5 separate regions of the Homo sapiens genome follow, and regions 2, 3, 4 and 5 are each linked to region 1. A link is a contact called in ENCODE Hi-C or POLR2A ChIA-PET data. All regions are on one chromosome and are shown on one strand. The core of a region is the stretch at or near the end of the contact, and the rest is flanking DNA. Distances in the headings are between cores, read along the strand shown.

Evidence for each region. A loop is a pair of places that touch in the nucleus more often than their neighbours do. ChIA-PET counts read pairs that join two places held with the same protein, here RNA polymerase II (POLR2A). Pooled maps may share reads with other maps.
Region 2: a map of gastrocnemius medialis shows a loop between it and region 1 (8-fold over the local background). The contact joins the promoter of CCDC9 here to the promoter of CARD8-AS1 in region 1. A Hi-C loop is called at or near these places in 1 of 168 maps with a recorded cell type or tissue (gastrocnemius medialis) and 4 of 50 pooled maps. POLR2A ChIA-PET finds 5 or more read pairs at or near these places in 1 of 52 experiments (naive thymus-derived CD4-positive, alpha-beta T cell).
Region 3: a map of B cell shows a loop between it and region 1 (21-fold over the local background). The contact joins the promoter of NAPA here to the promoter of CARD8-AS1 in region 1. A Hi-C loop is called at or near these places in 2 of 168 maps with a recorded cell type or tissue (B cell and naive thymus-derived CD4-positive, alpha-beta T cell), 3 of 37 single-sample maps with no recorded cell type and 9 of 50 pooled maps.
Region 4: a loop to region 1 is called in a map with no recorded cell type, with 10 times the contacts of the local background. The contact joins the promoter of BICRA-AS2 here to the promoter of CARD8-AS1 in region 1. A Hi-C loop is called at or near these places in 4 of 37 single-sample maps with no recorded cell type and 11 of 50 pooled maps. POLR2A ChIA-PET finds 5 or more read pairs at or near these places in 2 of 52 experiments (OCI-LY7 and activated CD4-positive, alpha-beta T cell).
Region 5: a pooled map shows a loop between it and region 1 (5-fold over the local background). The contact joins the promoter of PPP1R15A here to the promoter of CARD8-AS1 in region 1. A Hi-C loop is called at or near these places in 6 of 37 single-sample maps with no recorded cell type and 9 of 50 pooled maps. POLR2A ChIA-PET finds 5 or more read pairs at or near these places in 4 of 52 experiments (HEK293T, activated B cell, activated CD4-positive, alpha-beta T cell and 1 more).

The regions. Positions count from the first base shown.
Region 1 is chr19:48,253,829-48,257,928 of GRCh38, reverse strand. It overlaps CARD8-AS1 (CARD8 antisense RNA 1), which reads right to left and starts at 2,254. Exons shown (of 2, transcript NR_040599.1): 1 at 2,135-2,254; 2 at 1-1,578. It overlaps CARD8 (caspase recruitment domain family member 8), which reads left to right and starts at 2,017. Exons shown (of 14, transcript NM_001184900.3): 1 at 2,017-2,137. RefSeq lists an enhancer at 1,909-2,148.
Region 2 is chr19:47,254,269-47,258,368 of GRCh38, reverse strand. It overlaps CCDC9 (coiled-coil domain containing 9), which reads right to left and starts at 1,844. Exons shown (of 12, transcript NM_015603.3): 1 at 1,760-1,844; 2 at 1-39. RefSeq lists silencers at 1,046-1,095, 1,136-1,375, 1,586-1,695 and an enhancer at 1,586-2,495.
Region 3 is chr19:47,513,244-47,517,343 of GRCh38, reverse strand. NAPA (NSF attachment protein alpha) reads left to right here and starts at 2,281. Exons shown (of 11, transcript NM_003827.4): 1 at 2,281-2,501. The coding sequence starts at 2,404. RefSeq lists an enhancer at 1,633-1,902 and a silencer at 1,993-2,332.
Region 4 is chr19:47,606,264-47,610,363 of GRCh38, reverse strand. BICRA-AS2 (BICRA antisense RNA 2) reads left to right here and starts at 1,735. Exons shown (of 1, transcript NR_186352.1): 1 at 1,735-2,491. It overlaps BICRA (BRD4 interacting chromatin remodeling complex associated protein), which reads right to left and starts at 1,230. Exons shown (of 15, transcript NM_001394372.1): 1 at 1,196-1,230. RefSeq lists silencers at 1,046-1,115, 1,186-1,235, 1,296-1,345, 1,456-1,835, 1,896-1,975 and 4 more.
Region 5 is chr19:48,870,281-48,874,380 of GRCh38, reverse strand. PPP1R15A (protein phosphatase 1 regulatory subunit 15A) reads right to left here and starts at 1,960. Exons shown (of 3, transcript NM_014330.5): 1 at 1,730-1,960; 2 at 1-1,156. The coding sequence starts at 1,147. RefSeq lists cis regulatory regions at 1-13, 393-893, 1,053-1,553, 1,740-2,313 and enhancers at 673-722, 567-1,177, 1,103-1,192, 1,853-1,962, 2,073-2,132 and 3 more.

The DNA of each region.
Region 1 (4,100 bases), core at 1,005-3,504:
TCCAAAATATTGGAATAAATTTGAAATACAGTGATTGAATGGAAGGACATTAAATTATAACTCATTAGACATGTTATTTTACTCTATAGACAAACACAACAAATCACCTGAAATAAGCTATAAAAGATAAACCAGTAAGTTAGAGAAATAATCTTTTTTTTTTTTTGAGATGGAGTCTCCCTCTGTTGCTTAGGCCAGAGTGCAGTGGCGCAGTCTTGGCTCACTGCAACCTCTGCTTCCTGAGTTCTAGTGAGTCTCCTCCTCAGCCTCCCAAGTAGCTGGGATTACAGGCATGTGCCACCATGCCTGGCTAATTTTTTTTGTATTTTTAGTAGAGATGGGGTTTCACCATGTTGGACATGCTGGTCTTGAACTCCTGACCTCAGGTGATCTGCCTGCCTCAGGTTCCCAAGTGCTGGGATTATAGGCTTGAGCCATTGCGCCTGGCCAGAAGAATCTTAATGTACAAAAATGAATAGGTTTTTAATACAACAGACTATCCCAATTCCTTGAAAGAAGAAAATACACCCATTAAAACAGAAACTATGGTGCCTAGAATTAAACTGCACAAAAAACTACATGACCCATATAATTTTTTTATGTTGAAATAATTTTAAACATGCAAAATTAGCAAAGATTCATATAAATCCTCAACCAGCCTATCCTGATGTTAGCTATATATATAATTGTATTATATGTATAATAGTTGTTATATATAAAACTGTATATATACATTTATTGTATTATAATCATATATATACATTTATTGTATTATATATAATATACAACTGTATATGTAATTGTAATATAATAATTATATACATAATAGTATATGTAATACAAGTATCCAACCAGGAAATTGATGTCAACGTATCTTACCATTACCTAATGTGCAGACCTTATTTGAATTTTGTCAATATTTCTCTTAACGTCCTCTTTCTTCTCCAAGATCGAATCGAGGATCTCACATTGCACTCAGTTGTTATGTCCTTAGATTCCTCCAGGCTGTGACCGTTTCTTATTCTTCCCTTGTCTTTTGTGATTGTGACACTTTTGCTGAGCATGGCCAATTATTTTACAGAATGTTTATCAATTTGGATTTCTTTGATGTTTTCTCACGATTAGGCTGAGGTCATGCATGTTTGTCTTCTGTGTTCAGTCAATATGCCCCATCCTTTTTCAAATATTTCTTCATGTTCTGGCGTCAGAATTTGTTCCAATGTTATCTTATATATTCCTGCCCCAGCCCTCGAAGTAACCATTTCTCCACAGATACTTCAAAATAGTATTTAGAAACCAAGGCCGGGCACAGTGGCTCACGCCTGTAATCCCAGCACTTTGGGAGGCCGAGGCGGGCTGATCTCGAGGTCAAGAGACGGAGACCATCCTGACCAACATGGTGAAACTCCGTCTTTACTAAAAATACAAAAAATTAGCCGAGCGTGGTGGCATGCACCTATAATTCCAGCTACTCGGGAGGCTGAGGCAAGAGAATCGCTTGAACCTGGGAGGCAGAGGTTGCAGTGAGCCGAGATTGCTCCATTACACTCCAGCCTGGGTGACAGACGGAGACTTCATCTCAAAAAAAAAAAAAAGTAATATTGATTAAAAATCAAATTGCATGAGAATGCATAGCAGGATACCAAGCAAATACAACTTTTAAATATTACAGAAAATGATATTTAAAATACAAACCAAATACATAAATCATGCAGGCGGATTAAGACGTTTCTGGATAGTGGTAACAGCTGAGAGTGGCTGGATGAATTCCAGAGAAATTTCATATATTGCTTCAATTTTATTTAAAATATACTATTACCTATGTCTTAGATATTTTATTTTAAATAATGAACAAGGATATTATAAACTCTGCAGAAGTAAGTGTAATCGTGTTTTTTTCCTGCCCACATTAAAGATGGCCCAGATGCTTGCACTGACCCCATTGACTGCCCACAGCCATCATGGCGACCGGAAGTCCTGAGAGCTTACTTCCCTCAGTTCTCAGAAAGCCCACCTCCTCTGCGAGCGTTATTTCAAAAGAAGTTGAGAACCAGAGAAACCGACCTAAGGGGATTCTCCCATTTGGCCCGTCCTACCCTAAAGTCACCACCTGCTGCTTTTCTGGAGCGCTTACCAGGTGAGTTTCAGGAGCCCTAGTGTACAGGAAGGAGAAACGGAGGCTTGTTGGTAGGACACCGCCAGGCTGCTCTGTGTTCTGTTCCTCTTAGTCAGCAAGGAAGGAGTACGACAAAGTGAGAAGTTCATATGAGCGTGTCAGAAGGGGAAATAGGGCCCCTCCCTTGTTAAAAACAAAACCCTCTGGAAGCTCGGCATCCTGTCATAACTTAAATTTATGACTTCAGTGACTTGGCTTGGACAGTCTTAATAATCTCTCTCACACTCAATTTGTTTTAATTTCTGTAATAATAATTTTTATACCAATGTTTATGTTGTTAATACTAATAATTTTACACTGTAACTGTATAACTTTAATTATTAGAAGTGTTAACCTAACTAACAAACATATGAAAGCTTCCTAAGGGAAACAATTTTTTTTTCTTTTTGAGATGGAGTCTCGCTCTGTGGCTAGGCTGGAGTACAGTGGCATGATCTTGGCTCACTGCAACCTCTGCCTCCCAGGTTCAAGCGATTCTCGTGCCTCAGTCTCCCAAGTAGCTGGGACTACAGGCGTGCACCACCACATCCAGCTAATTTTTTATTTTTTAGTAGAGACGGGGTTTCACCATGTTGGCCAGGATGGTCTCCGTCTCTTGACCTCGAGATCAGCCCGCCTTGGCCTCCCAAAGTGTTGGGATTACAGGCGTGAGCCACTGCGCCCAGCCGGAAACAATGTTTATTTGGGAATAGAGCATTGCAATTGGGAATAGACATGCCGTATTAAACTATGTGTATATTCAGGGAGATAAAGGAAGACAGAAATGGGGAGGATTGCATATTGTTTTAACAGAATTTTCCTTGGCTACAAAGATCAGTAACAAGGGTGACATTAGTCCTAGGTTGGACCAGCAGTTGCTGGGCAGCATTCCTTGCAGAAATATATATTTTTTTAAGGTTGTGAAGACCTTTATGTAAGGTTGTGGGTTTTGTAGAGTCTTTTTCATCTTCAGGCATGCAAGGATAAGAGCCCTCTCTTCATGGCCTTCCTGGCTCTATTTGTCAGGGTTATCTTAACATAAGTGACTCCATTTTGTTCTGACAACTTTCAGATTTCCCCTTGTGATCAAGAAGTTTCTCTGAAAGCACTCTCCTGCCTCAGCCTCCCGAGTAGCTGCGACTACAGGTGCCCACCACCACACCCAGCTAATTGTTTTTGTGTTTTTAGTAGAGACGGGGTTTCACTATGTTGGCCAGGCTGGTCTCGAACCCCTGACTTGTGATCTGCCCACTTCGGCCTCCCAAAGTGCTGGGATTACAGGGATGAGCCACCGCACCAGGCCTGCATTTCTTTTTTCAAAGAATTACTGTGGCATTTTTTCCAATGTCATTGTGTTCTGTGGTTCTTATCTAGTCTTCACATTTATTTACATAATGAACTTTCAATGATGGATTTCTACAGAATTTTTGTCACTAAGTGGTTGCCTAGAAGTATATATCCTAAGATTGAACATATTGAAATATGAGCTAACTTTTCTCATTCAATTATTGATTACTTAGTTAGTTTATTTATTATTTGGGGGATGGGATCTTGCAATGCTGCCCAGACCAGACTCAAACTCCTGGGCTCAAACTCCTACCTCAGCCTCCCAAGTAGGTGGGATTACAGGCATGTACTACTTCACCTGGCTCAATTATTTATTATTTATAACTCATTGTACATATATTCAGATAACTTAATCTGTGCATTAAACTCTTCCACTTTGTTGATAGTCATTTCTGTGTTTGCTATGTGGCTACATATGTATGCTATGTGTTTCCTCTATGCTTGAGATAGGATGATGGGGATTCTTCAATGGCTGTGTGAGTTGTTATTCTAGGGCACTTAAGTCAAGAATATGAATTGCTTTGGTCAATTTTTTATATCTTTACTGATACTCTGTTATTCTGTTAATTGCTGAAAGACTATTGAACAGATTTCCCAC
Region 2 (4,100 bases), core at 595-3,094, 1.0 Mb after region 1:
AACCTCCCCTGCAGAATCTAGACGCAGCACTGAGGGTTCCTGGGGACAGAGGGAAAAAAAGGACAAAGGCCAATGGCCCCCCAACCTACTTCACCCTCTAACATACTGCGGGATCCTCACAGCCATACACAAAAAACCCTGTACCCCAAGAGAATTGTAGCCCTCACTCTCCCTCCTTTCAACTGCCACCTCCATCTTCTCCATAGAAATTCAGACTCAGCCCTTTCATGATCTTTGTGGACTCACCCAGTTCCCATGTAAACGATCTAGTCAAACCCACCTTGGGGATGTTCTGGCCCCCACCCACTGCTTAAGTATCCAACACTGCTCTCCTCCAAAGGCTGATTCTAGGCCAGCCGCCACACCCTGTGGTATGAGTGTTAGCCCGGGTTCCCTATCTCAAGAGAGTTCCAACTACAACCCCTCCAACCAGCCTGCAAAAGAAAGTTCCAGACCCACCTCCCTGTGCTCATCCTGGTGCCTCTCATATCCAGGCGAATATTCTAGCTCCACCAGGTAAGGTTCAGAAACATTCCCAATCCCACGCTCAAAGAAAGTCCGAACCCCACTCTTATTGGCTGCCCAAGCTCTCAGAGAACATTCCAAGCCCGCGCCTTCCTCAGGGACGTCCTAGTCCCGTCTCCAGCGCCCTACGGAAGGTCGACAGCCTCCCGCCTCCCCCGAAAGGATTCTGTACACAGGCCCAGAACTCACTGGCGAGGCTTCCTGGAACTGGCGTTTTGCCCCACTGAATACTCCACCCGCCCCAACAAGGACAAAACTACCCAGGCCCGCCCCAGATTTTCTGTGCAAAGCTCCAGCCTCAATCCGGCTGGGAATGCCAGGGCCACGTCCCCGACATCCTGGAAACCGCTCTGGCCCCGCCCACGGCTCGGGAAAAAACTTTCTGGCCCCGCCTTTCCCGCCAGACTTCTGGCCCCGCCCCCACCCATGGGCCATTAATGTGGCCCCGCTCCCGACTTTCCCAGCCACGCTCTTTCCCCGCCTCCTGGCTCGCAGGCAACAGCCTACACCCGCCCCTACCATCTCTTATTATTATTCCAGCCCCGCCCCCGGCCTGCCCAGTCAACCCTCTGGCCCCGCCTCCGATTGGCCTGGCCAACCTCCTGGACACGCCCCCTGACTCCCTCCCACACCTCGTTGCGTCAGCATCTGGCCCCGCCCATGGCTTCCCCAGGGTTCTGGCTCAACTCCCCGCTTCCCCGCCTCCCGGCCAACGCTCTGGCCGCGCCCGTGGCTCAGACGAAACTTTCTGGCTCCACCCCCAGCATTCCCCGCCAGCACCCTGGCCCCGCCCCCTGGCTCCCCCACTACATTGTGGCCCCGCCCCCGCCATTGCGTCAGCCTCTGGGTCCGCCCCCAACGTCCCGGCCAAGAATCTGGACCCACTTCCAGTAAGGCAAAACTTTCTGGCCCCGCCCACAGAGCTTCCGCCCGGCGTCCGAGCCCCGCCACACAGCTGAACAAGCAACACTATGGCCCCGCCCACAGTCCAGCCACAACTTTTAGGTCCCGCCCACAGCCGCCGGCCCAGGCTCTGGCCACGCCCCGCCCCGACCCTGCCCACCCACCCAACGGCCCGCCCCGCCAGCGCCCCTCCAGCTTCCCATGTGGGCGTCCTGTCCCCGCCCCCCGCAGAGAACTCCGACCCCGCCCGGGCCTGTTCGCACTCCCCGCCACGTGGGGCTTCAGGCCCCGCCTTCTCTGGGCGCGCTCCCGGCCCCCTCCCCCAGGTCACCTGTCCCGGAGACCCCGCGGCGTCCGCGACTCCGGCTCCGTCGGCCTCTGCGACCGCAGCTCCCGGGCCAGGCGCGTCACTTCCTGCCTGCACCACGTGAGGAAGGGAAATAAAGAGGGTCACTTCCGGTCCTGTGGGACCGTTTCCGGGAGCCTTAAAGGGGCCGCGCCTCCGCGATGGATGCGGGAGCGGGGCCGACTGGCCCCCCGGGTGTTCCGCAAGCTCATCCAACTTCCTTCTGCCTGAATTACCAACTTCCAGGAAAAGGAGACACCGTCCTCACTCCCTGGCCTCTACCTCTTTCTTCAAGCTGTTTCCGCCTCCAGCCCCTCATTCCTGGTTTCTATCAGTAGATGCCAAGCACTGGGCACTGACGCCTGGAAGCCTGGCGTGGTTCGAGCCCCCTCGTGCCAATGAAACCTTAGAGTTCGCTTTAGAAGCTTCAGATGTTCTACCGGCCGTGGGCGGTGGCTCACACTTGTAATCCCAGCACCTTGGGAGGCCGAGGCGGGCGGATCACCTGAGGTCAGAAGTTCGAGATCAGTCTGGCCAACATTGTGAAATCCCGTCTCTACAAAAAAAATTAGCCGGTTGTGGTGGCGCGCGCCTGTAATCCCAGCAACTCGGGAGGCTGAAGCAGGAGAATCGCTTGAACCGGGGAGGCAGAGGTTGCAGTGAGCCGAGATCATGCCACCGCACTGCAGCCTAGACGACAGAGCAGACCCCTTCTCGAAAATAAAATAAAATGCTGGGCGCAGTGGCTCACGCTTGTAATCCCAGCACTTTGGGAGGCCGAGGAGGGCGGATCACTTGAGGCCAGGAATTCGAGACCATCCTTGCCAACATGGTGAAACCCCGTCTCTACTAAAAATACAAAAAAAATCAGCCCGGCGTGGTGGCGGGCGCCTGTAGTCCGAGCTACTCCGGAGACTGAGCCAGGAGAATGGCGTGAACCCCGGGGGCGGAGCTTGCAGTGAGCCGAGATCGCTCCACTGCACTCTAGCCTGGGCGACACAGGGAGACTCCGTCTCAAAAAATATACATATACAAAAATTAGCCAGGCATGGTGGCGGGCGCCTGTAATCCCAGCTACTTGGGAGGCTGAGGCAGGAGCATCGCTTGAACCCGGGAGGCAGAGGTTGCAGTAAGCCGAGATTGCACCACTGCACTGCAGCCTGGGCGACAGAACGAGAGACTCCGTCTCAAAATAAAATAGGCCGGGCGCCGTGGCTCACGCCTGTAATCCCAGCACTTTGGGAGTCCGAGGCGGGTGGATCACCCGAGGTCAGGAGTTTGAGACCAGCCTGACCAACGTGGTGAAACCCTGTCTCTACTAAAAAATACAAAAATTAGCCAGGCATGGTGGCGGGCACCTGTAACACCTGTAATCCCAGCTACAGGCTGAAGCAGGAGAATCGCTTAAACCCGGGAGGCAGAGGTTGCAGTGAGCTGAGATCGTGCCATTGCACTCCAGCCTGGGCGACAGAGCAAGACTACGTCTCAAAAAAATAAATAACTGGCCAGGCGCAGTGGCTCATGCCTGTAATCCCAGCACTTTGGGAGGCCGAGGCAGGTGGATCACAAGGTCAGGAGTTCGAGACCAGCCTGGCTAACATGGTGAAACCCCGTCTTTACTAAAAATACAAAATTTAGCCAAGCATGGTGGCAGATGCCTGTAATCCCAGCTACTTGGGAGGCTGAGATAGAGAATTGCTTGAACCCGGGAGGCAGAGGTTGCAGTGAGGCAAGATCGTGCCACTGCACTCCAGCCTGGGCGACAAAGTGAGACTCCGTATCGAAAATAAATAAGTAAATGAAATCATAAAATATAAAATAAGGCCGGGCGCGGTGGCTCACGCCTGTAATCCCAGCACTTTGGGAGGCCGAGGCGGGCGGATCACGAGGTCAGGAGATCGAGACCATCCCGGCTAAAACGGTGAAACCCCGTCTCTACTAAAAATACAAAAAATTAGCCGGGCGTAGTGGCGGGCGCCTGTAGTCCCAGCTACTTGGGAGGCTGAGGCAGGAGAATGGCGTGAACCCGGGAGGCGGAGCTTGCAGTGAGCCGAGATCACGCCACTGCACTCCAGCCTGGGCGACAGAGCGAGACTCCGTCTCAAAAAAAAAAAAAAAAAAAAAGTATATATATATATATATATATATATATATATATATATATATATATATAAAATAAACGTTCAACCGATAGAATCAGTCGTTCATTCTCCCAAATCAGCATTGACTGCCAGGCTGCGTGCTGGGAGGAAAAGTTGGTGGGGGAACTGAGATGATGAACAAAGCTGACCCCATCCTTGTCCTCCTAAGGGAAGACACAAGTAAA
Region 3 (4,100 bases), core at 1,032-3,531, 740 kb after region 1:
GTGGGATTACAGGTATGAGCCACCGCACCCGGCCAATTTCCTTGGTTTTTTAACTCAATGCCCTTCTGTTCCAGGATCCCACCGAAGGTAAGACATTACATTTAGCAGTCACGTCTCCTTGGCTGTGATGGTTTCTCAGGCTTTCCTTGTTTTGATGACTTGACAGTGTTATTTGTTTGAGACGGAGTCTCCCTCTTGTCCCCCAGGCTGGAGTGCAGTGAGGCAATCTCCGCTCACTGCAACCTCCACCTCCAGGGTACAAGTGATCCTCCTGCCTCAGCCTCCCAAGTAGCTGTGATTACAGGCATGCACCACCTCACCGGGCTAAGTTTTTTGTATTTTCAGTAGCGACGGGGTTTCCCCATGTTGGACAGGCTGGTCTCAAACTCCTGGCCTCAAGTGATCCTCCTGCCTTGGCCTCCCAAAGTACCAGGACTACAGATGTGACACACTGCACCCACCAACAGTGTTGAGGAGTACTGGGCAAGTATTTTGGAGGATGTGGCTCAACTGGAATTTGTCTAGTGTTTTTTTCATGATTAGATTGAAAGATCCCAGAAGTAAAGAGCCATTTTAATCACATGACTTATCAATGTTGAGGTTAACCTCAATCACCTAGATGTCAATGTCAGGTTTCTCCACTGTAAATTTAGGCTTTTTCTCCCCTTTCTTGTACCCTCTTCTTTGAAAGGAAGTCACTATGCACAGTCCATACTTACAGAATGGGGAGGTATCCTTCACCTTCTTGAGAGCAGAGTATCTACGCAGATTATTTGGAATTCTTCTGCACAAACTATTTGTCTATTCTCCCCCCTTTATTTATTTGTTCTATATTCATCTATATGACCATAGGCTCATGGATACTTTATGTTTGGGATTATAATCCAATACTACTTTATTTTGATGCTCAAATTGTTCCAGCTTTGGCCATTGGGAGTTCTTTCAGTTGGCTCCTTTGGCATACCCCCTAATTTTGTGTGTGAGCACACGTGTGGAATACTTCCTTCCTTTCTGGCACTACAAAGTTATACTGAGGTGAGCTATGATTGTGCTGCTGCACTCCAGCCTGGGCGACAGACCGAGACCCTGTCTCCAAAACCAACAACCCAAAGAGTGAGACCCTGTCTCAGAAACCAGCAACTCAATTTTCTGGGACAGCAGGAGGTGTGTTTGAGCCTAAACTTTTTTTTTTAGAGACAGAGTCTTGCTATGTTGCCCAAGGCGGGACTTGAACTAGACTCAAACTCCTGGGCCCAAGCGATCCTCTCGCCTCCCGAGTAGCTGGGATTATAGGCACGAGACACCGCGCCCATCTTCGAATCTGAATTTTTTTTTAACACGCTCTCTTCAGCTATTTTTTTTTTTTTTCTGAGACTAAGTCTCACTCTGTCGCCCAGGCTGGAGTGCAGTGGCACGATCTCGGCCCGTTGCAACCTCCACCTCCCCGGTTCAAGCGATTCTCCTCTCTCAGCCTCCTCAGTAGCTGGGATTACAGGAGTGTGCCACCACACCCGGTTAATATTTGTATTTTAGTAGAGCGGGGTTTCGCCATGTTGGCCGGGCTGGTCTCAAACTCATGACCTCAAGTGATCCGCCCGCCTCGGCCTCCCAAAGTGCTGGGATTACAGGCGTAAGCCACCGTGCCCGGCCCTCTTCAGCTATTTTTTATGAAACCAGAGTTAGAGAACCTCTTAAGTTTTTGTTTGCAGTCTCTCTTCACCGGTCTCCCCAAAGCAGTTCTAGTACTGGCCGACAGAGGGAGCAAGAAAAAGCAGAACGGTTTCCTTTTCCCACAAACGCCTTTCCAAGTGAAGAAACCGGCGAGACCAGCCGCGGGGGCGGGACTAAGTTCTGCGCAGAACTGTCAAACCCGGGCGTGGGCCCCGAGCTGTCACGTGAGTGTCTGCGGTCAGCTGACTGTGCCAGAGTTCCGCGGGGAGGGCGAGTGGGGGACCCCCCGCCCCAGCGCGAGCCGAGGGCTCCTGCTGATTGGTGGAGGAGGATCCAGCAGCAACACCGTGGGGCGGGGCCTCGGCGGGGGGTACTGCCATTGCCTTCCACAGGGTCACGTGGGAGGTGAGGTACAGAGCGCTGGGGAGAGAGTGGAGCGCCGTTCGCCGGTATGTGCGCATGCGTTGAGGTCTCTTGACGCCGATTGGGGGGTCACGAGTCACGGGCGGCGTGCGGCGGCTGGTGGGGGCGTGTCCGGCGGAGCGGGCGCGGCGTTACGAGGCCGCTGGTTGGCCAGCGCTAGTCACGTGGTTCCTGGCCGCAAGCGACGCGCGCCGGTGCGACGTCAACGCAGCCGGGCGAGTTTTACCGATCTGTGTTCCGCGGCCCGGCCGCGGCTGAGTCTTCCCAGGGTCAGGGTCAGGCGCTTTGCTGAGTCCCTTTGTGGCCGCCATGGACAATTCCGGGAAGGAAGCGGAGGCGATGGCGCTGTTGGCCGAGGCGGAGCGCAAAGTGAAGAACTCGCAGTCCTTCTTCTCTGGCCTCTTTGGGTGAGAACCGGGCTGAGGGGTCGGCCGGGACCTAGGCTGAGAGGACGAAGGAGTCACGCTCGGAGGTGGCGGGTTAGGGCACGCAGAGCTCGGGCCGAGGGGACGGAGAGGAACCTGCAATAAGGTGACATGGCCTGAGGCGGCAGAGGGGACGCAGGCTGAGGGCCAAGAGCCTGGGCCGGGGCAACACGGTTTGAGGAGAGACGGTCTGACATGGCGGAAGGGATTTGGGCTGAGGACACACGGACCGAGGCGACACTATCTTGAGGCGAGGAAGGGGACCCAGGCCGAAGACAGGCCAGCGGGCGGGGGAGAACCTGGACCGAGGGAGTACGTCCTGAAGCCTTGGAGGGGACCGGCCTGGGGGGACGGAGGGAGTCCGGGAGAGAAGCCAGGTCCAGAGGCTTTTCGGAGCTCTAGGGGAGTCTGTTTGAAGGCTCTCAGGCGGCAGTGATGGGGCCTGGGGCTGAGGACGCCTGCCCGAGGGACTGACCTTTTCAACCCCTGGAGCAGTGGATTTGCGTGGGCCCTGGGCGGTGAGGGTGAAGGCTGAAGGGGGCTGACACCAGGCAGAGGGGCTCAGGGCTAGATGATCCTAGGAGCGGTGAGCCGCGTCTGAAGTGTGGGGGGTGCATGGGGTGAGTACGGCCCTGGTTAGCAGTGACTAGTTTAAGGACAGCTGAACGGAGGAACCCGGGATGATGGAGTCAAGACTGTGGAGGTCTCAGCACTTTGGGAGGCCGAGGTGGGCAGATTATCTGAGGCGGGGAGTTCGAGACCAGCCTGGACAACATGGTGAAACCCCGTCTCTACTAAAAATACAAAAGTTATCTGGGCCTGGTGGCGGGTACCTGTAATCCCAGCTACTCGGGAGGCTGGGGCAGGAGAATCACTTGAACCCGGAGGTAGAGGTTGCAGTGAGCCGAGATCGAGCCACTGCACTACAGCCTGGGGGACAGAGCGAGACTCTGTCTCAAAAAAAAAAAAAAAAAAAAAGAAAGAAAGAAAGAAAAAAGCCTGAGGAGGCCTGGGTTGAGGCTGGAGACTCCTGGGTGGGGGAATGCGTGGTGGTGGCTTGGCCAAGGAGATGGAGGGATAACAGGGAGAGACAGGGGGACTGAGAGAACCAAAACGGGGGATCAAATTCCTGCTGTGTGATCCTCGAGTAATAGGGATGACAGAGACATGCTGAGAAGAGGGATGGGAAAAGGCCTGGGAGACAGAACTAACACATATGACGTGGCATAAAACTCACGTTAGCTCCTAAAAGCTGACACGACCATCCTGTGATAAATTGTAGTGGCTTAGAAGTGCCAAGAGCCCAAGTAGCTCTGCCACTTACTTCATGACTTTGGGTAAATTGTTTAGTCTCCCTGCTAAAGGAGATCACAAATCAAACCTACCTCCCATTTGCTATGAGTGTTAGAATTGAGCCTGGCGTGGAGTTACATCTCTGAGAGTGTTAGCTGTTGTTAATGTGACTTCCAGAAGGAAACAGGTTCGGAGCGTGCAGAGAGCTGATGGGGGTTCAAGGTGGACGCCCGAGCGGAGAGGTCTGGGAGGGGTCAGGAGAGGGAGAGACTGAGAAACATGAGTGTG
Region 4 (4,100 bases), core at 486-2,985, 650 kb after region 1:
CCCGCGGCTCCTTGCCCGGTCCTCCCGGCTGGCCGCGCACCAAGGCCCAAGCAGCCCCTGGTCCCTCGTCTCCCCGCGGCCGCCCGTGACAGGAGTCGGGGAAGCAGACGAGGGGCAGCCAGGGATGGGAAAACCAGATGGCTCCATCCCTCCTCCCTCCTCCTCCATCCCTCCCTCCGGGTGCCCGCGGCCTGGCTGCCCTCCGCAGGGGCCCGGGGAGGCCGCAGGCCCAGCTCGTCCGGGCTCACCCCGGGGAAAGGGCTGCCTTTGTCTAAAGGTCACCACCCGAGCGCGGTGCCCCGGCCGGGCCTGGTGCCTCCCGTTCCCAGGCCGAGGGGTAGGAGATGGGGGGCCGCCCCGAACCTCGGGAAGTGACAGGAGGCGCTCACCCCCCCCACCCCCGTAACGGCCCCCTCCGGGATGAGCCTCAGCTGGGGGTGGGGGAGGGGGTCACCTCCCTCTATTGCCGGGGGCTGGGGGTCAAGTCAACTCCTTTCATTGTTTAGGGGCGGTGCGAAGGGGGGAGCCCCGGTGGCCTCCTTCCCCATCCATCCCTCCCCAGCTTTCCAGGGCCCCCCACTGTCCGCGACACCCACGGGAGGGATTTGGGGAGGGGGCGCAGGGGCCGAGCGAGGCGGGGAGATGCAGGCTCTCCGCCTCCGGCCGGGAGATCACCGCCCGCTGCCCGGTGGCCTTCGCCTTCCCCGAAAGGCGGGGAGCGGGGCGAGGGGAGGGGGCCGGGACGGGGAGGGGGTCTCCGCGCCCCTCCCCCCGTGGAACGTTAGGTCTCCTCTCTCCGCCGCTCCATTGTATCCCCGGCAGCCGGCGGGAGGGCCGGGGAGGCACTGGGCGCCGGGTCTGGGCAGGGAAGCCGGTTGGGGGGGGGTCCCCATAGGATCGGGGCGGCGGCGGTGGTGGAAGAGACGCGGGGCTGGGGGTGCCGGTGGCGGTGGGCGCCGAGCAGGAAAAAAAAAAAAAAAAAAAAAAGGAGGCAGCGGGCGCTGCGCCCCGGCTGGGGGGCTGAGTGTGAGAGTGTCGCGGGGGTGGGTTCGGCCCCGGCTCCGGCTCCCCCCACACACACCCTCGCCGCCAACCCCCACTCCCCCCTCGCTTTTGCGCCCTGTCACAGCCCCGACTCGCAGGTAGAGAGAGTTAAGAGATTTAAAGAGAAATTGCTACATTGTGAGAAACTCACCCTGATGTTTGAGCAGCCGTCGGCGCGGGGTCTCCGAGACGGCCCCGCACGGGCTGCAAAGGGAGGACCCAGAAGGGGCCGGCCGGCCGGGCCGGTCAGCGCACTGCCTGATCGCATGGCGGCCGCTCGGCAGCCGCTGCCGGGCCCCCGCCGCCGCCCCGCGCCCAGGCCCGCGCGCCCCGGGCCCGCGCCCGTTCCGGGGAGCGCCCCTCGGGTATGCAAAAAAAAAAAAAATTTTTTTTAATTAAATGCAAACGGAAAAAAAAAAAAAAAAACCTCTCAGGTTTTGTGTTCCGCCCCCCACCCCCTTCCTCCTCCTCCTCCTCCTCCTCTTCCCTCCGCCCTCGCCGGAGGAGGGGCTTCAGGAATCCCCGCCCCGCGTCCGGGCGGACCAGCCCCGGCCCCGCCAGGCCGAGCGGCGGGACCCGGAGCCAATGGGAGGCTGCGGACGTCCGGGGACTGGGCCCTCCGCGCCGGCGCCGCCCCCGCCCCCAGCCCCAGTCCCGGGGGTTCAGGGGCGCGCCTGCTCGAGCTCGGGTGTAGTTTGTCGACTGCCTCGAGCCCTGATCCGGATGCTGGGGCGCGGGGGAGCTGAAGGGATCCGCGCTCCCAGACCGCCGGTCCGGCTGGGGAGGGGGCGCCGTGCGTCCTGGGCGCGTCCCCTGAGGCGGAGGACGGTCGTCCGGCGGGAGGACGCGTCCAGGGGGAGCGCCGCAGGTCCGAAAAGATAGCGGGAGTCGAGGATGAAGGAAATGGAGGGGATGGAGGGGAGTTCCCCCCGGAGGTGGGACCGCGCCGGAGCCCAGAGTTGGAGCCTGACAGGGTGGAAGGCGGCGGGGACTTCGGGGTGACAGGCCGGGACCCCAGGCGTGGCTCGATCACTCACCCTAGCTGGTCTCCGTCGAGCCACGGCGGCGCCGGGGAGGCGGGTCGGGCCTGCCTCGGAGCCTGTCCCCGGCCGCTCTGGCCGCGCTGATGGGATTCCCAGAAGCCCCAGGACGCCGCGGTGGTGTCGGGTCCGTTTCCGCCCCACCAGGCCGTAAACGCCCTGCTGGCGGGACACGGATTCACGCGTTGCCCTTAGCGAGCGCTTGGTGAGCGCCCACTGTGTGCGCTGCGCAGTGCTGGGGGCCCAGTGGGGACACAGAGCCCCCGGACCTGCCCTCCCGATGCTTGCAGCCCAGGGAGATTTATACTTTGTTTTAGTCCCTTCTGCCTCCCCAGTGCCCTAGAAAAGCTCGTGCACACAGTAGGTGAATGCGGGTTGAATAAATGAGTAATCGAGACAGATTGTGATTTTGTTGTTGTTGTGTTATATTTTGTTTTGTTTTGAGACGGAGTTTCGCTCTTTCGCCCAGGCTGGAGTGCAGTGGCACGATCTAGGCTCACCGCAACCTCCGTCCCCTGGGTTCAAGCTATTCTCGGCCTCCCAAAGTGCCCGGCCTCTGTTTTTTTAAGCCTTAACATGTGTTCTAGTATCTTGGCGGTACTACCCATAATATTTACTTCAACGTATTTTTTTTTTTTATAATTTATCGGCCAGGCGCAGTGGCTCACACCTGTAATCCCAACACTTTGGGAGGCCGAGGAGGGTAGATCACCTGAGGTCAGGAGTTCGAGACCAGCCTGGCCAACATGGTGAAACCCCTTCTCTACTAATAATACAAAACTTAGCTGGGTGTGGTGGTGCACGCCTGTAATCCCAGCTGCTTGGGAGGCTGAGGCAGGAGAATCGCTTGAATCCGGAAGGCAGAGGTTGCAGTGAGCCGAGATCACACCATTGCACTCCAGCCTGGGCGACAAGAGGGAAACTCTGTCTCAAAAATAGTAATAATAATAATAATTTATCCAGCCTGGGCAACATAGCGAGACCCTGTCCAAACAAAAATTAGCCCAGCATGGTGGTGTGTGCTTGTACTCCCAGCTACTTGGGAGGCTGAGGCAGGAGGATCGCTTGAGTCCAGGAAGTCGAGGTTGTAGTTCCCCATAGTCATGCCACTGCACTCCAGTCTGGGAGACAGCAAGACCCTGTCTCAAAAAAAAAAAGAAGAAGAAGAAATTAATTTTGAGAGACCACAGAGGGTAAGGGCCCTGACTGAAACCAGTCAGCCCCTGGTTCATATCCTGCCTTTGCCACTTTCTTGCTGTGTGACAGTGGACAAATTACCTCACCTCTGTGTGTCCTCATCTTTAACATGCTGATAATAATAGGCCTCATTTCATAGGGTCATGAGGAAGAATGAGCTAGGGAGAGCTGCACCTGAGAGGAAGTGCCATATAAATGCTGGCCGTTATCATTAGTAAGTAAACAGGAAGTTATCAGTTCCACAAGTGAATACCTTATGCAATGTCCCAAACATAAAAGCATGATAGATCTATAACTTAGTACAGTGGTGTTCACCGCAATGCTATTTACAATAGCAAAGACATGGAATCAACTCAGGTGCCCACCAACAGTGGATTGGATAAAGAAAATGTGATAAATGTACACCATGGAATACTATGCAGTCATAAAAAAGAATGAAGCCTGGTGCGGTGGCTCACACCTGTAATTCCAGCACTTTGGGAGGCCGAGGCAGGTGGATCACTTGAGGTCAGGAGTTGGAGACCAGCCTGGCCAGCAAAGGGAAACCCCATCTCTACTGAAAATACAAAAATTATTTGGGTGTGGTGGCAGGCACCTGTAGTCCCAGCTACTCGGGAGGCTGAGGCAAGGGAATTACTTGAGCCTGGGAGGCGGAGGTTGCAGTGAGCCGAGATAGCGCCGTTGCACTCCAGGCTGGGCAACAGAGCAAGACTCTGTCTCAAAAATAAATAAATAAATAAATAATGAAATAATGTCCTTTGCAGCAACACAGATGCAGCTGGAGGTCATTATCCTAAGCAAACTGACACAGGAACAGAT
Region 5 (4,100 bases), core at 711-3,210, 620 kb before region 1:
CTGTAGCAGGAGTGGAAGAGGAAGCCTCAGCTTCTCCCTCTTCCTCATCTGATCCAGAGTCACTGTCCTCATCTTCTTCCTCATCTTCCTCTTCCTCTGTGTCCTCTCCTGGCCAATACACCCAGGCCTTCAGGAAGGCACTTGGTGGGGGGATGCAGGGAGGACACTCAGCTTCTCCATCCTTCTCAGCTGCCCCCAAAGCCTTGACCTCACCCTCCTCTTCATCACTGGGTTGGCACCACCAGGACTTGAGCTGGGGCCTCTGGGCTGGGGCTGAGGATTGCGGCCCTGGGGCAGCTTCTCCTTTCCCAGTTTCTTTGTGTGCCTTTTCCTCCTTCTCCTCGGACGCCTCTCCTGAACGATACTCCCAGGACCTGGGGTCGGAGCCTGAAGATCGGGGGGACACGGAGGTCTTCCTGGCTCCTTTACTTCTTTCTGTTCTTTTATCCTCCGTGGCTTGATTCTCTTCCTCCCCTGGGCAAGACACCCAAGTGCTGGGCTTGGATCCTGGAGACAAGGCAGAAGTAGAGGTTCTGTGAGCTTCTTTCTTTACAGCTTCTTCATCGTCCTCCTCCTCCACGGCTGGACAACACTCCCGGTGTGATGGTGGATAAGAGAACTTGTTAACTCCCTCCTCTTCAGCAACTCCCTCTTCCTCGGCTTTCTCCTCCCCTGGGTTCTTATCAGAACCTTGCAGTGTCCTTATCAGAAGGCTGGGAGACAGGGGAGCACGCTGGCCATCTGCAAATTGACTTCCCTGCCCTCTAGGGACACTGGTTGCCTCTCGCTCACCATACATGCCATCATCATCATCCAAAAGTCCCCAGGCTTCAGGAAGGGAACTGCTGGTTTTCAGCCCCAGTGTTTCTCTGTCCTCTCCAGGGCCTCCACTGTCTTCAGCCTCCTCTTCAGGGCGTCTGCCCCAAGGGGTATGGGGGATTGCCAGAGGAGTCCTAGCTTCTCCCTCCAGGCCAGCTTCTACCAGAGCTGCTCCTTTTACTGCTTCCACCAGCCAGGGCTCTAGAGGTCCCAGGCCCCTCAGGCGGCTCCAGGCGCGGCTGAGGAGGCCCATCACTGGGGACAGGAGGAAGAAAGGGTGGGCATCCCTCCACGGGGTAGCCTGATGGGGTGCTTGGCCTGGGGCCATGTGTCTGGGCTGGAAAAGGGGGAGAAAAAAATAAAGTTTAGGGGCCATTTAGAGGATGGCATCCGGGCGTGACTATGAGTCATAGCAACGGAAATAGTAACACAACTATTGTAAATAGCAACGCGAGAGTCCCAAATTCCTTTCTGATCTCGGCCACGCCCATCTCTGTCCCTTGGCTCTGTTCTTATCTCTCAATAGCCAGGAGTCTGAGCCCCTAGTTCTGCCTTAGATCCAAGGGTCCAAGCCCCCAGCCCTCTCTTTCTTCAGACGCAGAACTCCCAGTCCCAAGAACCAAGAACAAAAGTCTTTACTTGCTTCCCTTGGCGACAAAGTCATAGTCCCTAGCTCTCTCATTCTGCTGAAGATTGACAAATCAAACCCTCACACCCTCCTCCCTCGCAGACTGAAACATTCTGACCCGACCCCCTACTTGGCAGATGATTCCTTCACGGGGGACCCAAGAATCTGGCTTCCAGATCCCTCCTCCCTCAGGCTCAGGACTCCAGGCTCCCAACCCCTTCTCCTTTCTAAATCCGGGCCCCCAGCCCCGTGGGGACCCAGGCGTTCCGACCCCTTACTCACCGGCTGGGAGCTGCGCGTCACCCCGGGGGCAGGAGCGCCGGTTCGGTCTGCCAGAAGCGATCACAGGTCCGGACGGTTAGGGAGGCCAGCGCGTTCATCTCACCCTCAGGCGTCGGGCTCCGAGTAACTCAGAGTATCTCCGGCTGCCTCAAGTGCCGTGGCGACAAGCGGGCGCGGGGTCGTGCAGCGTCTTGCATAAGATCAACAACTGGGATGGGAACCGATAAGAGCAACGAACACAATGGCCACTAGGCTTTTATAGCCTACCGCGCCCGGCGTGCTGACGTCACGAAGAGAGGCGGGGTTTCGAGACCGCAACCCGAAGGGTGGGAAGTGGAAGTAAGACAGGACTTCTCGCGGAGATTCCAGCTTTTGCAACGTCACGGCGGAGTTTCCGAGCGTGACCACGCCCCTCCAACAAACGAACTGTCAATCAAATGCGTGGCCCTGCTTCAACAGCGAGCCAGTTCTCTCTCAGCTCAGGGTCAATGCCTTCCCACCCCAATTTATTTATTTATTTAGTTAGTTATTTTGAGGCGGAGTTTTGCTCTTGTTGCTCAGGCTGGAATGCAAAGGGGCGATCTCGGCTCACCGCAACCTCCGCCTTCGGGGTTCAAGCGATTCTCCTGCCTCAGCATCCCGAGTATCTGGGATTGCAGGCATGTGCCGCCACGCCCGGCTAATTTTGTATTTGTTTAGTAGAGACGTAGTTTCTCCATGTTGGTCAGGCTGGTCTGGAACTCCCGACGTCAGGGGATCCTCCCGCCTTGGCCTCCCAAAGTGCTGGGATTGCAGGCATGTGCCGCCACGCCCGGCTAATTTTGTATTTGTTTAGTAGAGACGTAGTTTCTCCATGTTGGTCAGGCTGGTCTGGAACTCCCGACGTCAGGGGATCCTCCCGCCTTGGCCTCCCAAAGTGCTGGGATTACAGGCGTGAGTCACCGCGCCCGGCCTATTTATTTATTTATTTATTCATTATTTATTTTTCTGAGACGGGATTTCACCATGTTTGCTAGGCTGGTCTCGAACTCCTGACCTCAGGTGTTCTGCCTGCCTTGGCCTCCCAAAGTGCTGGGATTGCAGGCGTGAGCCACCACTCCAGGCCTATTTATTTATTTGTTATTTTTTATTTTTTTATTTTTTTTTGAGATGGAGTCTCGCTCTGTCACCGAGGCTGGAGTGCAATGGCGTGATCTCGGCTCACTGCAACCTCCATCTTCCGGGTTCAAGCGATTCTCCCTCTTCAGCCTCCGAGTAGCTGGGATTACAGGCACGCACTACCACACTCAGCTAATTTTTTGTATTTTTAGTAGAGACAGTGTTTCGCCATGTTGCCCAGGCTGTTCTCGAACTCCTGAGCTCAGGCAGTCTGCCTGCCTCGGCTTCCCAAAGTGTTAGGATTATAGGCGTGAGCTACTGCACCCAGCCTATTTATTTTTTGAGTAGGCGTCTCACTCTGTCGCCCAGGCTGGAGTTCAGTGGCGCCATCTCGGTTCACTGCAACCTCCACCTCCTGGGTTCCAGCGATTCTCCTGCCTGAGCCTCTGGAGTAGCTGGGATTACAGGCATGTGCCACAATGCCTGGGTAATTTTTGTATTTTTAGTAGAGACAGTGTTTCGCCATGTTGACCAGGCAGGTCTTTTTTTTTTTTTTTTTTTTTGAGACGGAGTCTTGCTCTGTCGCCCAGGCTGGAGTGCAGTGGCACGATCTTGGCTCACTGCAAGCTCCTCCTCCCTGGTTCTCGCCATTCTCCTGCCTCAGCCTCCCTAGTAGCTGGGACTACAGGTGCCCACCACCACGCCCGGCTAATTTTTTTTGTATTCTTAGTAGAGACGGGGTTTTTCACCGTGTTAACCAGGATGGTCTCGATCTCCTGACCTTGTGATCCACCCGCCTCGGCCTCCCAAAGTGCTGGGATTACAGGTGTGAGCCACCGCACCCGGCCGACCAGGCTGGTCTTGAACTCCTGACCTCAGGTGATCTGCCCGCCTTGGCTTCCCAAAGTGCTGGAATTACAGTTGTGATCCACTGTGCCTGGCCTCCTACCCCAATTTAGCCCACAGGCCCCAGCCTAGAGTCTCCCATTTTCTTTTTTTTTTCTTTTCTTTCTTTTTTCTTTTTCTTTCTTTTTTTTTTTTTTTTTTTGAGACGGTGTCTCACTCTGTCACCCAGGCTGGAGTGCAATGGCATGATCTTGGCTCACTGCAACCTCCGCCTCCCGGGTTCAAGCAATTCTCCTGCCTCAGCCTCCTGAGTAGTTGGGAGTACAGGAGCTTGCCACCACGCCTGGCTAGAGTCTCCTATTTTCACATGTGGTTGGTTTCCTCCCCGAGTGCGAGGGTGTCATTGTTCCCATTTCACAGATGGGGA